Linked DNA regions of Homo sapiens: region 2 is linked to region 1. A link is a loop called in an ENCODE intact Hi-C map of the cell type or tissue named here. Cell type or tissue: endothelial cell of umbilical vein. All regions are shown on one strand. Links, peaks and the distances in the headings refer to the core of each region. The heading gives the core; the rest is flanking DNA.

Region 1 (2,902 bases), core at 96-2,595:
GGAACTGTTAAGCAGTTGTTCAACAGCTGCTGTGCCACTCAAACCCTGAGAACCTTCTGGACTCAGCTTGCACTGCTTTTCCTGGTTGGGGGAGGGTTGGGGCAGTGCTCTGAGCCCTGTGTGAGGCCAGACGAAGGCAGAACGGCTCAGCCCCGCAGGCCTGACTGTCCCACACCAAGAGAGTGGGTTTCTTGTAAAGCCAAAACTCCTTTCTTGACTTGGAAAGGGAAGTGACTCTCCCCTAAGAGAAGCGGTGCCTATCTTGAGCTGCTCGCTGCAGACTGAGCTGGGAGGCTGCTGCTGCCTTTGAAATGGCCCCTCTTTGGGAAAGTAAGGAAGAGTCTGAGGTCCTGCAAGCCGCCCTCATGGGCCAGCTCCAGGGTGGCCAGGGAGGCCTGGAGTGGCCTCAGACGTGTCGCATAAATGGCTGTCTCAAACCTAGGGCCACAGTTGAAGCAAAAGAGGCCCTTCGGCTCCACCCTACAACCTTTTGGCCCTTGCGTCCTTTCTAACATCCTTCCCACCGAGAGGAATAAAGCAGAAAATTAGAACTACCCATAATCCCCTATCACATCAATGTTCTCTGTGAACTTCCTGTCTTTTCTTGAGGTTGAGATTGTATCTAGGATATTGATTGTTTCAGTCAAGATGGGAGCACCCCCAGGTGTTTTTCTGTTTTGTTTTGTTTTGTTTTTGAGACAGGGTCTTGTTCTGTAGACCAGGCTGGAGTGCAGTGGCGCGACCTCGGCTCACTGCAACCTCTGCTCCCAGGCTCAAGCAATTCTCCCACCTCAGTCTCCTGAGTAGCTGAGATTACAGGTGTGCACCACTATGCCCAGCTAAATTTTGTATTTTTCTGTAGAGATAGGGTTTCACTATGTTGCCCAGGCTGGTCTCAAACGCCTGGGCTCAAGTGATCCACCCGCCTCAGCCTCCCAAAGTGTTGGGATTACAGGCGTGAGCCACCATGCCCAGCCACACTCCCAGGTTTTCATGCAAGTTTAGATGAAGAGTTAGAAAATATCTATCTCATAGACCCTTTCATTATTCTTTCCCGATTTGGAAGAAAAAATCCAGTGGTCTGAGCCATTCCGGTGAGTTCTAAAGAAGAGACACTTGTGACTCAAGTCCCTGGTCCCTGACGGTGGCTGTCACGTATCTCCGGGCGACATGGCTTTTGGAGAGGGAAAACAAAACAACTTTCTAAAAGCTGTTCCGTCACAAGCATCCGGGAGGTGAACGGTTGAGCCATTGTTATTAAGCTCAGGAAGCGAGTGGCAGCTGTTATTGTTCTGAGTGGTCACTGAGTGAAGTAAAGATTCCGTCTGAGCCGCCGGGCAAAGGATGTGGCTCTAACACACTTCCTGAAGTTGCACAACAAGGGGCACAGAAAAGGTTCAGGGCATAGAAGCCTAGCACGGCCAGGGCTGCCCTGTGTGGGCTCCACAGCCATGCCAAGGACAATGGGCCCCAAGGGGGTCCGTGCTGGTGGAGGGGTTCCTTTATGCTCTGACACTCACCTTCTAGAAGCCTGCATTTTGAATTGGTTTTTCTGTCTACTGCAGAATATGGACAGATCTATTTTCCAAGCCTCTGAATATCTCAAAACATCTTTAGTTGTCTACACATTCAAGAGTAATTTGATAGATATAAAATTCTTGGAACCAACTGTTCGCTCAAAATCCTGTAAAAGGTACAGCACTACCTTCAAGAATGTAGTGTTACAGGCTGGGTGCAGTGGCTCACTCCTGTAATCCCAGCACTTTGGGAGGCTGAGGCAGGTGGATCACCTGAGGTCAGGAGTTTGGGACTAGCCTGGGCAACATGGTGAAACCCCGTCTCTACTAAAAATGCAAAACTTAGTCGGGTGTGGTGGTGCATGCCCGTAGTCACAGCTACTCCGGAGGCTGAGGTGGGAGGATCGCTTGAACCTGAGAGGCAGAGGCTGCAGCGAGCTGAGGTCTCACCACTGCACTCCAGCTGGGTGACAGAGCAAGACTGTCTCAAAGAAAAAAAAAAAAAAGAATGTAGCGTTATGAATAGTTCCGAGTACAAAATCCAAGGCCAAACTTGTGCTGGTTCCTATAGAGGCGACCCATTTTTTTCTTTTTTTCTACTTTGAAGCCGGTGGGAATTCTTTTCCAGTGTTGTCATTTTCCTTTCATTGATAGTACCTGCAATGTGTTCGGCTTGTTCACTTTGCAAACTCTGTTCTTTGACACAAAAGACCTTTCTTCTGTTAGGTCTTTGAGTAAGTTTTTATTCCAGCTCTTCTGGCATCTTTCTTCTAATCCCCTGAGAAAGCCAAGCCTCCCCCCGTTTTCTAGCCCCCTGGGGTACACATGCCTTTGTGACTGAGCAGCCCCTCCCTCTTGTGTGGCTGCAAGATCCCTAATCCCTTCCCCAGTCTGTCAGAGAATTCTGGAAAGAGTATCCATGCCATTTGTCATCTCTACCTCCAAATGACTGTCTTTATTTTCTCCCCATCCCCACTAGCCATTTTGTCCTTGTTTCTCCATGTTCCAGAGCCTTCTGGTTCACCTTGCCCCAGATCATGGGCCTGTTTCCTGTCTTTGTTACCCAAAGCGGTCTAGAACTAACATCAACATGCACCATGTAGCCGATAAGTTTAGACTGGGGAATGGGATGCAAGTGTAACCAATGAGATGTGAAGAGAAGGGCTTTGTGGGCTTCTAGTAAAGGTCTGTTTGTCTTAAAAACAGACATAGGGATAAGATAGCCTCTTTCTTTCTTTCTTTCTTTCTTTCTTTCTTTCTTTCTTTCTTTCTTTCTTTCTTTCTTTCTTTCTTTCCTTTTTGAGACAGAGTTTCGCTCTTGTTGCCCAGGGTGGAGGGCAATGGCATGATCTCGGCTCACCACAACCTCCGCCTCCTGGGTTCAA
Region 2 (2,902 bases), core at 271-2,770, 330 kb after region 1:
CATTTGGGGACTCCACACTGGTTTGTCACAGTTGTGGGTATGGAGAGCAGGGGTACGTGCTGCTGACACCTAGTTGGTAAAGTCCAGGGAAGCTGCTCAGTGTCCCCAGAGGCACAACAGTGTTGTGCGACAGCCTCACAACAAAGAATTATTTGGCTCAAAATGTCAATAGTGCTGAGGTTGAGAAACCCTGATATGGACAGATAGTTATGGGGCCTTTTTCTGTGAATATTATTAAATACACTTTAGTTTTACAAAAATTTGGATTATTTATACAGACTAGTTTATGACCTGCTTTTAAAACTTATTACTTCATGAACATCTTTCTGTGTCCATGACTATGGGCCTGTGACATACCATTGTGTGAGCATGTTGGAGCTTACTTCACCAGCCCCCTGTCTGGAGACTGAGGTGCTGCCAGCGTTTTGCTATTGAAACCACATTTGTTTGTATTTTGCCTTCTGCATGCTGGTTGACTATGGCCAGCCCATGTTGGGGCACCAGCTCTACATCTGGGGTGCCTTTCATGGGTAATAATATTCCCTTCCTGCCAGAGGCCCCCCCGCCAACCATGGCAGTCCCCAATCTCTAGTTTTCTCACAGTTGAACATAACTCAAGCTTAATGAAGTACTGTTGAAATAGTGAATAGGTAAGTAACACAATATTTCTGTCACGTTTCATTTTTAAGTAGAACTTTCACTTTTTGCTTCATTTTACTTTATGGGTTTCTAAAAAAATAAATAAATTAAAACAACCTATCTTCTGGTAGGTTACATGTGACTTTAACTTCTTGCCAAGTTGGCTTTGCTCCATACCTGGGCTTCCTGAGTTCCTGGGGAGGCAGGAGTGGGTCAGATGGAGGATGCCTTGCTCTGACTGTGCTGTGGGTGGCACCTGTCAGTTGTCATGCTGGGGACCCCCTCCTTCCCCCCAAAGCTGCTCTGAGGCTGCAGGTGAGATGCAGCCCAGGAGAGGAAGTGCATGACAGCTGTTTGGGCCCACGTTCCCTTTTAGGTTGCAGACAGGGCAGCGTGCAGAGCTGGTGGGCTGGGCGGGGTCTGACACAGTGCTGTGCGGAGCTCACCCGGACCTGGGCACTCAGGCTCTTTCTATATGGGGAACTCCAAGAGCTTGTTTGTGTGGTGGTGTCTATTTTTGTGTTTTGTGTGGTGCTCTGTGAGGAAGTCTGTTGTCTACGCACATCCCAGCTGCTTTGAATGGTCTGTCTCTGGGGGCTTCCAGGTAGGGAATTGTGTACGGGGAATCCAGGATTCGGGCAGCATCGGAACAGCAGGATGTGAGTAACAGGAAGTGACAGAAATGACCCAGGGCGCCAGATGCTTATTCTCGGCCACCTTTCCAAGCGCTGCAGCCCAGGAGCTATATTTAGCAGAGTGTTTCCGAGTGCCTCATCCTGCCCCCAGCACCGTCCCTTTGCCCCTCTTTTGGTTGGTGGCTGATTGCACGGTACTGATTTGCTGCTCCAGCGTTCCTGCTCTACTTCGTAATCTGTAGGCTCTTGCCCATTGACTTTAACACCCAGTTTTTGTTTGTGCTGGGTCACTTCAATTTTGATACACGTGGAGCAGCTGGAAACTGTTCTGAGCAGGAAGGGCAGCAGGTAAGAGCCCCAGGGGACAGTGTGCCATCATACTGGGAGGCTGTTGGGTGGTGAGTTCAAGGTCAGGGTTTGGAATTAAGCGGAAGGAATTGAGCTTCCTTGTAAGATGCTCCAGAGGGTTGCTTCTTGGCTTGTATGTCTTAGAAATGGAAGGCTGGAATTTTTAAGGTATAGGCTTTGTGGTGTGACTTTACTCATGTGCTAGAAACATTCTGTGGTTCTCACCTGGCCAGACAGAAAGCTGCAGGTGGAAGAGGCTTGTGTGTGGTGAATTCCTACAGTCTGAGCTTTGTCACGGGAAAATTTCCCTCCAGTCCCCCAAAGCAAGCACTACAGAGCCCAGATTTGTTCTGCTTTGGGTGTGGGTGGATTTTCACCTTGTCTGTCGACGGTGCAGGACCTGTCCCTGTGTGCTTTGAGGTTTCTAGGGTGTGATGTTGGTTTGTGGTTTGTGGAGGGGTGTGTGTTGGGAGGGAAGGTGTTTTTGCTGTTCTCCTCTAAAAGCTCCCTTCTGAGTGGTCCCGCCAGGACCTCCCTTTCCTCCCTTCATGAAGCATCCACCTTGTTTTCAGACACTCGAGCTATTTGGGATTCAGGAATTGACTCTGGGATGAGAAATTTGAGAGACAAATTAGGAACAGTTGTGTCTGCCATGAGACGCGTGGCAGTCGGCAGGGGCCTGGTGGGGTGTATAAAAGCCCTGGGAACCCTGCATAAAGGGGTTGGGATGGTAAAGGAGTGAATTCCAGGCTCAGGCGCTCAGGAGATTCCCCTCCCCCAGTTCCCTCAGCAGAGTCTGGCTACTGGCATGGTTTCAGGCTGACCTGTTAACCTTCCGTATGGCTAAACTACAAATATAGGGCATGGCTATATTGTGTGTGTCTCTAGTTCTGGCTTGGGCATGTTAGCATATTTTTGTGCCAAAACATTTAAAACATTCAAAAAGTAACACATGAACCCAGCTATGACTGCTTCCAGCCTGAGAAATAAACATAATAGATATAACAGAGGCACTTGGAATTCTCTTTCCTATCCTCGTTTCTTCCTGCTCCCCCTTCCCTGGGGGCATCCTAACTTTGGTGTTTGTCATTTGTTTTCATGTTTATATACTTTTTTGATAAGTGTGTGTAGGCATAAACAGTATATAGCATTGTTGAACTGGTTCTGAAATGTCGAATAAATGTTATCAGACTGGACAGCCACAGCATTACGCTTCCTGGATTTATCCCTGTGGCTACATCTAGCTTTAGTTAAATGGTTCAAGGTTTAATACAACTGAT

The links. Hi-C counts contacts between places; a loop is a spot of excess contacts. Peaks named below come from ENCODE experiments on the same cell type or tissue, not always from the same donor. Only the 100,000 strongest peaks of a DNase experiment are listed, where the experiment ranks them.
Region 2: it touches region 1 in a loop (3.0-fold over the local background); 3 of 110 quality-filtered maps call a loop at or near these places.

Annotation. Positions count from the first base shown.
Region 1 is chr2:233,083,378-233,086,279 of GRCh38, forward strand. All of the region lies in intron 2 of INPP5D (inositol polyphosphate-5-phosphatase D), which reads left to right. Among named protein-coding and RNA genes, the nearest start is that of INPP5D, 24 kb to the left of the region's middle. RefSeq lists a silencer at 1,162-1,456 and an enhancer at 1,447-1,496. In endothelial cell of umbilical vein, for the core only: no CTCF peak of the experiment used is centred there; DNase peaks (open chromatin) are centred at 1,284, 2,264 and 2,574; H3K27ac peaks cover 2,500 bases.
Region 2 is chr2:233,417,800-233,420,701 of GRCh38, forward strand. All of the region lies in intron 3 of DGKD (diacylglycerol kinase delta), which reads left to right. Among named protein-coding and RNA genes, the nearest start is that of DGKD, 65 kb to the left of the region's middle. RefSeq lists an enhancer at 1,099-1,298 and a silencer at 1,489-1,598. In endothelial cell of umbilical vein, for the core only: no CTCF peak of the experiment used is centred there; a DNase peak (open chromatin) is centred at 1,322; H3K27ac peaks cover 2,356 bases.